Regions from separate parts of the Mus musculus genome. Here region 2 is linked to region 1. Evidence: chromatin loops called from intact Hi-C (ENCODE). Cell type or tissue: heart. All regions are shown on one strand. Links, peaks and the distances in the headings refer to the core of each region. The heading gives the core; the rest is flanking DNA.

Region 1 (5,380 bases), core at 116-5,115:
TATACACATGTATGTGCACACAGGCGCGCGCGCGCGCGCACACACACACACAATTTAAATTAATCTTTAAAAACATGTCAAAAGAAAGGTTATTTTATATGCTAGTAGTTAACAATTATTAAAAATCACTAAGTAAATGATTTAATGTTAGCAAAAAAGGAGAGTAATAACAGAAGAAAAAACAGTAAAGATTTCAACAGAAACACAATCGAGGAAAACAGTTCAAAAGATGAACAAAACTAAAAGTTGGTTATTTGAAAAGGTAGTAGACAATTTTAAGACCCTTAGAAAAACTAAAACAGTTGAAAATTAGAAAAATGAAGATATTACAACAGAGAAGTCTAAAATGAAAAGTATCATGAGAATATTATAATTTATATGCCCCAAACCAGAAAACTCTGGGGAAAAAAATTATAAATTCCTAAACATATACCAACTCGCAAAACTGACTCATGGAGAATTAAACCTGTTTAGACCAATAATTAGCAATGAACTCTGGTTATAAAATACCTTTTCTATCAAAGAAATGCCATCACCTATCAAAGAAAAGGTGATGGCATCACTACAAAATTCCATCCCCAAAAACATAAGCAATACAAAGTCAGCTGTGCCAGAACCAAGAGACTCCCAAAACAATACAGACTATTGTCAACTGCCCTTGGCTGCCTTCCAGAAGTTGAAGGGAAGATCCTGTTGCTAAAGACACAGCACACTTGAGACACACGACTGGAGAAATCCAGCTGGATAGGACCTGGAAGCCTCCTCCTTGAAAACCACTTCTCACAGTATCAGAAGGTGCTGCAAACTGCCAAAGGAGAAAAGCAGTCGTCCTACCCAGATGTAAGACCTGCGAACCACAATGACCACGTGGCATGATTTCCCCGAAGGTGCAATAGTGGCACTCATATCTTGAGAGTAAACAACAGCCACTTCACTAGGCTTAAGATTCACTCAATAGGAGGAAATTCACACCCACTACTATAAACCTAAAAAATGGCCTGGGACTGCTGAGGTGATGGACCCTGGAGGAGAATCTGCTCTTACCACTTTCCTAAACCAGAATAAATTCTAACTGCATTCTAAGAATTTATCCTAATACCCACACATAAATGTAAATCTTTTTGCAGCAGGTAAGAGTCCATTACAGAAAGGCAAAACTGTTGGAAATAACAGAGAACAAAGCAAGGAGTGATGAATCTACATCACAACCTACACCTAAGGCTCAAGGAACATCACACAAGAGGGCAAAGAAAGGCTGTGTAAGGGGCACCTGTGAAATCTCAGCAATATGGCTGCCCAATGCTAAGGTGGATAGGGAAAATCTCACACAGTCCTTTCCTAGCCAAGCTACAAGAAATGGCTGCTGAGAGAAAGGTTTAGCATTTTCCAGGGATGAGCTCCAGCCAGTTACGCAATCCCATATCACCAGCCCTAAACATATAACATAAAAGAAACGCTAATGGACTCAGCAAGTTGCTTTTATATATACATGTCTGTATATACATGTATATAAATGAAACAATAATTAAAGAGGAAGAGGTCATGAATATGAGAGGAAATGGGGAAAAAGAGATGGGGATGGGCACAGAATTGTTGTAAATACAGTACTCACATATGAAATTATCAAAAAAAATTAAAACAATTAAAAGGAAAGAACAATGAGTATCTAAAATAGGCCTTAGTTTAAAATTATTTCATGATTAAAGTATAATAATTAAGGTTTATATGTTAAGATAATGAAAATTGCCATGTTGAATAAGCAAATATTCTACCTGAAGTAAGTAATTTAAATTTTCTATTCAACACTGGTATTTTCTATCAACTCTTGATTTCTGATGTAAATTAAAACTTTCCTTCCCAAATAATTCTATTCTGATTATCTGTAACAGGGAGTAGTAACATCTCTTGGTAGAATAAGGCTAACACAGAGATTTTTATTCTTCACATAATATTTGCTCGTATTAAGTGCATAAGTGTAAAGTTTTTCAGAGGAAACAAGTTTCTATGGTTACAAGCCGCATTGATCTACTGTCAGAGTTTGTACTTGGTGTTATGTATAATAAGGATTGGCATGTTACCACATTCTTTGAAATAACAGAATAATAATAATAGCAATAATTAACAGACAGTCTGTCTCTGAGAAGCTCTAAATAATTTCTATATATCCATTCTGCTTTTGAAGTGGGTAAGGATGGTTACAACAGATGTCAAATCTATTCTGTGTTCATCTTATATTTCAGTTATATTGTGATGTATCTACTAAAGTGATGGTAGAGTTATGAGTCTACATATTTCCACTAACTATTCTGAATTCTCCTTTCAAAATGACCCATTTTAAGAAAAGAGAGAACTACTGTTTCCTCGGAGGAGCTCTGAACTCCTTAAACTAACGGTGAGGCTGACCAAACTCTGACAAACGCTTTGCCACAGTGCTGTTGGCAACAGTGGTCTCAGGTCATTCTCGTATTCCAGGACAGACACCTTCAGAAGCATCAACTACAGCAATAATATTTAACAGAATTTGTTTTATTACCAGCAATAAGAAAAAAATGTTACTATTTATTATCAAGCACTGGATTATGGTTTTTACTTAAATCTACACATCAATCCAAAGAGACATATATTCTTATCCCTGTTTAAAAGATACAACGAACTTGCCAGGGTAACTCAGTGTGTCAGCAATACGGATGAAAGCTGAATTCAGATCTAGCTACATTTATGTTTATTCCAAATATAAGAACTAAAGACATTTGACAACAGAAGAACTGATTTTCAGAGAACACATCAAAGCTACCCAGAAACTTCACAACAAATTTTAAGGAACTTGAAGAGAGAGTTTTCACTGAAGAGATCCTGGAAAGAAGCAAAAATGTCATACTTACACTTATTATTCCTCTTTGGAGTAAAGCCTGAAAAGCGCAGATTACAACAGATAGCTTCCTACACCTCTCACAAGAACTATTTCCTTAATTACATGAATCTAGCCCACTGTAATTTATATCCTATAGGAAAACATCATCATAAATTTCAACAAAACATGCTTACATTAGAACACTTGTTTATTTCACATATTTTTTAATTTATATATTTATTTAAATGTAGGAGTGCTCTGTCTGCATGTACACCTACATGCCAGAAGGGGGCAACAGATCCCTTTATAAATGGTGAGGCATCATGTGGTTGCTGGAAATTGAACTTCGGAAATCTAGAAGAACAGCCAGTGTTATTAACCGCCATCTCACCAGCCCTATATGATTTTTATATGCAGAAAAATTTTCACGTGATATTTAAAAGACAATTCAATGAGGCTGGGAGATGTTCTTCCAGAAGAACAGGGTTTGATTCCTAGTATCCACATAGCAGCTCACAACCAACTGTAATTCCTGTTCCAGGGAATCCAACACTCTCTTCTCAGCTGCAAGGACACCGCACATGGAGTACAGACATATATATATACAGGCAAAAGTTCCATGTGTATAAAGATAGGATGGAAATTTTTCAATGACAATGTAAACATTTTTGTAAAGTAGTATTTCCAAAATTAATTGACTTTTTACAGTTCAGAAAAATTAAGCTCAAGGTTCAATGTCATAGACATTAACCTAGTTGTATAAAATTCAAATGCATTAAGTTAAGAGTGAATATAAAGATAAATATGGCACAAAACCTTTCCTTAAGCAAGATGCTTTCACTCTACTAGAGTAGGGGAAAAAACACATAAAATAATATAATAAATGCATTTCTTAAATCTCTAATTATATATTCAATCTACTGTCTGAATAATACTGAAAATCTTTTAGATTATTTTTTAGCTATTTTTTTTAATTTTATGCGTCTGAACGTTCTGCCTGCATGTATGTATGTGTGCCAGTTGAGTGCCCAGTGTTCACAAAGGTCAGGAGAGGGCATCTGACCCCTAGAAACTGGAGTTACAGATGGCTGTGAGCCATCATGTGGGTGCTAGGAACAGAACCCAGGCGCTCTACAAGAGAAGCTGCTGTCTAAACACTGAACCTCCTCTCAAGCCCACCATTGACATTTTTTTTTTAAAGAAGGGAATTTTTTTTAAAGACTGTGCTAGCTAGCTTTAACTATGAACCTGACATAAGCTAGAATCCCGTGGGAACAGTGTCTCAGTGGAGAACAGTCTACTCTGGGTTAGCCTGGAAGCATGTCTGTGGCGGATGGTCTTAACTCCATTCACTGCTTTAGGCACTGACACACGGGCAGGAAATCCTGAGCTATGCATGAACATGCTTCTGTTTCTGAACACAAGCAAGCACGCATGAACATACACGTATGAACATACACGCATGAACATACACATATGAACATACATGCATTTACTTCTCTCTGGTCTTGGCTGTGGATACAGTGTAATAAGCTGCTTCAAGCTCCTGTCATTGTGACTTACCCACAGTGACAGATTATAACCTGGAATTATGAGCTAAAGTAAAACATTTTCCTATAAGTAGCTTTTTGCCAAAATATTGTCACAAAAACAGAAAGGAGTAGAACAGAAACCTAATACATAAATTATCTTTGATGCATCATAAATTAGATATGAAGATTTCAGAAGCTTGTAAGAAATAAAAAAAAATTTTAAAGATAACACTTGTTAAAAATGTTAAGAAATTTGTTATACACCTTTAAAAGGGTAACTTTAAGTATAATATTTACAGTGAAAAATATAAGCTTGAAGAAGACAGTTGGGGAGCTGGGGACATGAAGACCAGAACAAATTGTCACTGAAATGAAAGCTCTAAATTCTACAGACTTAAAGATGAAAATACATTTGACTAGTATTTAGCAGATGAATGTTTAAAAATCTAGAAGTCACAATTCACAGACCACAGAAGCTCTAGAAGAAGGAGGACCAAAGTATGGATGCTTTGATCCTTCTTAGAAGAGGGAACAAAAATACCCATGGGAGGAGATACAGAGACAAAGTATGGAGCAGAGACTGAAGGAAAGGCCATCCAGAGACTGCCCCACCTGGGGAGCCATCCCATATACAACCACCAAACCCAGACACTATTGTGGATGCCAACAAGTGCTTGCTGACAGGAGCCTGATATAGCTGTCTCCTGAGAGGCTCTACCAGTACCTGACAAATCCAGAGGCAGATGCTCTCAGCCAACCACTGGACTGAGCACAGGGTCCCCATTGGTCCTCCAGAAAGGACCCAAGGAACTGAAGAGGTTTGCAGCCCCATAGGAGGAATAACAATATGAACCACCCAGTACCCCTAGAGCTCTCAGGGACCACCACTACAAAAAAATAAATAAACAAATAAATAAATAAATCTAGAAGTCAGCCCATTTGATTCCCACTGGCCTGGGGTAGCCCAAAGAAAGATGCCCACCCTGGTCCCTATGGC
Region 2 (5,380 bases), core at 325-5,324, 170 kb after region 1:
TGTAGAGGACAGTCCAGTTTATCTGCCGAGGATTCCTTTTGGAAAGGAATGCTGACTCACATTTTGCATTAAGAAACTGGAAAACCTGCAGTTAACAAATTCAAATTAGTCATCCTTTTACACAAAGTGGAGACTGACGTCCTCCTCCAGCTTTATTCTACTTCTCTCTTCTCAATATATAAATATATAAAGGAGGCAAGAGACCTCTTTGTGACACAAATGACAGGGTGGCATCAATGCTACAGTCTTCTCAGGAGCCGAAAAATCTACACTAGTCGCAAAGGGTCGGGTGGCGCTAAACTCAAAGAAATCTGGCTCTGAGCCCTCTCCGACTCCAAAAGACCTGAAGCCCATTTCCCTTTCCCATTGGTTACATACAGCACTCATTTCCAGCCTGGTTTACACACCATCCATATTCCCTCAAGTTTCCCATCCCACACGCGGTCCCGGGGCCTTCGGGGAGAGAGGACCGTCCTTCTACTCCCAGCGTCCCGAGCCGCGCTCGGCCCAGCCGGCCTTTACCTTCCCGTCGGTCCTGGCGTAGCGCCGCCCGTGTCCCGGGTAGATCTTGTACCCGCTGAAACTGCACAGCTCGACCCTGGAAGGAAAAGGCGAAGCTCGTTAGTATGTGCGCTGCAAAGAGGAGCCATCCCCGGTAGCTCGGCCTCAGGATGGAGGCGGATTGGGACACCGGGCGCCCGCTTACTTCATGGTGATAGATGTCGGCCTGCCGGGGTAAAGATGGCGAAGAGAAAGAAAGAATCATGGGAGAACCTTATAGGGCAGAGGGAGAGAATCTCCTCCCTAAATTCCCTTCCTTGACCCCGGCGCCCAGAGATGATGTCACTTCCGAGCGCCCAGTCTGTTTCCTAGCAACAGCTTTCTTCCTACAGCATTGGCGGGGAGTGGGTTTGAGGTGTTCGTTTAAGGTCCAAGTTGGTTCTTGGCTTGGGTTCTGTGCCATTTTATTTCCTCCAGGCTAGTGTTCTAGAATCTAAAGCCAGCATTTCGCAGGATTTAATAAACAAGAGACAAGGATGTTCTACGTGTCTTTCCTCCTCTTACGAAGCCCAGACCAGTTTTTATCTCGCAGGTAAAACCTGAAGGTCACTTTTTGCATTTGGCTTTGGATTATTCCTTGAAACAAAAATAAATCGTAGCGGCCTGCCGGGCAGTGGTGCCGCACGCCTTTAATCCCAGCACTTGGGAGGCAGAGGCAGGTGGATTTCTGAGTTCAAGGCCAGCCTGGTCTACAAAGTGAGTTCCAGGACAGCCAGGGCTGCACAGAGAAACCCTGTCTCGAAAAACCAAAAAAAAAAAAAAAGAAAAAGAAAGAAAAAAATCGTAGCGGCCGACAGCGTGGCCCAGGGATAGCACGAGTGGTACGCAAAACCCTGAATTAAATCCCCACCTCCAAAAAATATTAGAGCCCGCCACTGTGGGGCAAGCTTTTAATCTCAGCTCTCTGAAGACGCACTGGCAGGCTGGTCTACATAGTAGTAAGAGTTCCAACGGTACATAAATAGTGACCCCCTGTATCAAAAACTAAAAGTAATTAATCACTAGTTCAAATAGATTGCCAACACTTGTAATACGAGCACTCAGGAACTAAGGCGGGACTACTACAAGTTTGAGGCCAGCCTTGGTTACAGTGTGAGACCCTGTCTCAAAACCTGAAGTTACGAGTTGGAAAGGTGAGCAGGTTAAGAATACATACAACTATTGAAGACGACCAGAGTTCAGCCACCTGTAACTCCAGCTAGCTGCCTGACCCCGAACTCATGAGTGTACTTACATACACACACACACACACACACACACACACACACAAACACACACACACACAGGCAAAAAAAGAAAAAAAGAAAAAGAAAAAAAAAAAAAAAGAAAAGCTATGCTAGCCAGCCGGTGGAGGCACAGCCTTAATCCCAGAAGAGTCAGGCTGGTCACTAAGACTTTTGAGGCCAGCCTCGCCCACAGGGAGTTACAAGACATCCAAGGCTACACACAGACCTTGTCTCTAAAAACCGAAAATAAAATAAAGGAAAAATAAAGTTATTTTATGGGGCTGGAGAGATGGCTCAGCAGTTAGGAGCGCTGGCAACTCGTCCAAAGGACCTGACTTCAATTCCCAGTACCCAGACGGCAACTCAATAACTGTAAATCCAGTTCCAGGGGACCTGGCACCTTCTCATAGACATACATACAGGCAAAACACCAATGAACGTAAAAATAAATAAATCTTAAGAAGAAAGAAAAGCTATTTTAGGGCCTGGAAAGATGTTTCAGCTTGTAAGAGCACTTGTTGAATTAGTAGAGGACTGGCATTAGACATGGTCCAGCATACACATGGTGGCTCACAACAGATGGTTTTCCAGTTCCAGGAAACCAAGCTGGGTCTTCTGACCTCCAGTGACCACACAGTGCCACCTGGTGTACACACGTAGAGCTAAACATTCAGACACAGAAAGTCAGATGAAATTTAAAAATTAAAAAAAAAAAAAAAAAAAAACTTTTAATTTAAAAAAAAAACCTATTTTAAAGAACTTCTGGATATTTGGCAGGCAGAGATGGGCAGATCCCAGAGTTTAAGGACAGTCTGGTCTACAGAGCAAGTTCTAGGATTACCAGGGTCATGTGTAGCCTGTCTCAAAAACAAAACAACAACAAAAACCTGGAAATATAGTCCCCATAGAGAAGCTCGGGTGAGGACAGATGGGAACTTGGAATGGGACATTCTGAGTGAGGGAAAGAGAGATGGCAGGAGCCAGCTGATGGATTTTGTGGAAGGCTGCCAACTCTGCTCCAAGTCACTGCTTACTGAAACAAATGTAGTGGTTAATATTTTCTATTTTTATAAGCAACTCACAGTGTTCTGTAAGTGGGTAGTTGAGAAGTGGGGGAGCAATTCTAAGAAAGCTGTGAGTTATGCAAGATGGTACCTTGGGGTTTTTGAATCAGGGGGATCAGGATCAAGACCGCCCTCTGCTACACAGTCTGAGGTCAGCCTAGGAAGCACGAGACCCCTCCTCAGAAACTGAAAGCTGGAAGTTGGGGAGATGGATCAGTGGTTGCAAAGTGCTTGCTATCAAAGCACTTGGACCTTGTTCAGAGGCCTAGCACTCAGTAAAAGCCAGTATGGTGGAATGTACATGAATTTCAGCCCTGGGGATGCCAACACAGGAGGATCTGAGAGATTGGTTGGCCAGCCAGTCCAAGTCCAGGTTCAGTGAGACACTCTGTGTCCCAGTTAGGTTTTTTTTTTTTTCTGGTTTTTCGAGACAGGGTTTCTCTGTGTATCTCTGGCTGTCCTGAAACTCACTTTGTAGACCAGGCTGGTCTCCAACTCAGAAATCGACCTGCCCCTGCCTCCTGAGTGCTGGGATTAAAGGTGTGCGCCACCACGCCCGGCTCCCAGTTAGTTAGATCAGACCATCTGCAGGACATGTCTAGAGTTATTGTCTTATTTGCTAGTTGATGGAAGAGGGCCTAGTCAGTACATGGTGTGCAACACTGTTCCATGATTACCCTGGGCAGGTGATCCTGAGCCGTCTATGAATGCTGGCTGAGACCTGGCTAGAAGGCAGTATCCTACAGTTTCTATTGTACCTTTTTGGCTGTGAAATGAGTTCCTCAGTAGGAGATAGTGCTTTGTGCAATAGCAAGCAGATGTGCCTCCAAGTAACCGCTGAGTTCTGTCCCTCCCTTCTGTCAATGATGGATTGTAAGCTGAAATAAACTCCTTCCTTCCTTGAGTTTCTTTTGGTTGTTGTATTTGACATGGCAAAATAATAAAAATAAAATCCCCTGCCTCAGAAAATGAGGCATAGAGGACTGGTGATATGGCACTCTCTGCCAAGTCTGACAACCCTCATTGGGTTCCTGGAACCCACATGGTGTAACGAGAAAACTGAAAGAACTCAGTGGGGAAACCCCCACTCAGCTCCCGATTCGGCGTGCACCCAAGAATCACGAATAGAACACAACACCTTGATGTAACAACAAGAGGTTTTTTAATGGCAGAGCTCCGGGTCGAAACGTATCTCACATAACAGGAGACAGTGGATTCGACCACGAGGCTTGGAAGCTAGGGGTTTTTATAGAAAAGGAGTGGGGCTGGGGGAGGAATTGGCGCGGTTTCACATGATTGGTCCATTTAAACATCAGCAGCCTGTAACATTTAACTTAGGTCAGAGGGGTGGGAGCTAGGGAGGCAATGGGCTTGCCCGGGCATGTCCTGGTCTGTTCTCAGCCCCAGGTTTCAAAGCTCAGAAACAACTCTTTGGGCTATTTAACATACATTACATGAATTACAGTTTTATTTCCTTTCATTCCCCTCTTCTTCTGTTTAGACTAATTCTAATCATAGAATTTTAGAGATTGGTGTCCCCTAACTCTTCATCTACCTGAACTATAGGTTGATATTGCCTTTGAAGAACCATGAGTTTTACTGTATCAATTTTATTCTGGATGAAAACCATTCCTCTATTTATTATACAAGGGCCGAAAACTAAAGCTAAGCATATCATAAGGATTGGTCCGGCTACAGCGGAAATTAAAGAAGTTATCCAAGATGGTCGTGATTCAAACCAAGACTCAAACCACCCCCGTTGAGCATCCTGTTCTCATTTCCTTCGCTCTAATCTTTCTCTCAGTTTCTGCATAGAGTCTCTAACTATTCCTGTATGATCTGCATAGAAGCAGCACTCTTCTTTAAGGGCAGCACACAGTCCTCCTTCCTTTAGGAACAACAAATCAAGACCTCTCCTGTTCTGTAAAACTACCTCAGACAGGGAGGTCAAAGATTTTTCTAAAGCGTCAATGGACTTCTCTATTGCCGCTAGGTCTTCATTGACAGCATCCCTCAAAGACTGAATTCCCTGTCTTCCTTCTATCAAAGCTGACACTCCCGTCCCCACTCCTACTGCCATATCTATTCCCATGAATGCAGCCAGGGTTAAAGTAATTGGTTCTCTTTTTGACCGCCGGCCAGCATAGCTTTCTTCTAAACTGGATGCAGGGTGATAATATACGCTGGGTAACAGCTGGATCATGACACAAAAATCATGAGATGAATTAAAAACCTTAGTTGATACACAGGGAGTAAGTTCTGTATTGCAAGCCCACCATCCAACTGGGGAAGGTACAAGATAGTAATTAGCTTCCGTTCTGGACACGGACTGAATTTGTCCGCATAGGTGTTTGTGAGTGGAAGGTGGGGTACCTATACAGAGACCTGGATTCCTCGCGGATACTTCAGTCAGGGTCAGTTTTTGTCCTGTACCCCAAGAGCAGGAAGTATGGCTGCTGGTTCTGTTGAAATTTCTATTGAAGGCGATTCCTTCATAATAAGGCGGACCCGAGGACAGGCATAGCCAGC

Evidence for each region. Hi-C counts contacts between places; a loop is a spot of excess contacts. Peaks named below come from ENCODE experiments on the same cell type or tissue, not always from the same donor. Only the 100,000 strongest peaks of a DNase experiment are listed, where the experiment ranks them.
Region 2: it touches region 1 in a loop (5-fold over the local background); 19 of 42 quality-filtered maps call a loop at or near these places.

Annotation. Positions count from the first base shown.
Region 1 is chr16:56,129,640-56,135,019 of GRCm38, reverse strand. All of the region lies in intron 6 of Senp7 (SUMO1/sentrin specific peptidase 7), which reads right to left. Among named protein-coding and RNA genes, the nearest start is that of Senp7, 57 kb to the right of the region's middle. In heart, for the core only: a CTCF peak has its summit at 3,118 (motif pointing right); no DNase peak of the experiment used is centred there.
Region 2 is chr16:55,961,765-55,967,144 of GRCm38, reverse strand. It overlaps Gm6958, which reads right to left. Exons shown (of 1, transcript XM_001480210.4): 1 at 2,097-5,380. The coding sequence ends at 4,626. Rpl24 (ribosomal protein L24) reads right to left here and starts at 870. Exons shown (of 6, transcript NM_024218.4): 1 at 707-870; 2 at 523-598; 3 at 1-85. The coding sequence starts at 711. In heart, for the core only: a CTCF peak has its summit at 2,428 (motif pointing left); a DNase peak (open chromatin) is centred at 814; H3K4me3 peaks cover 1,251 bases; H3K27ac peaks cover 814 bases.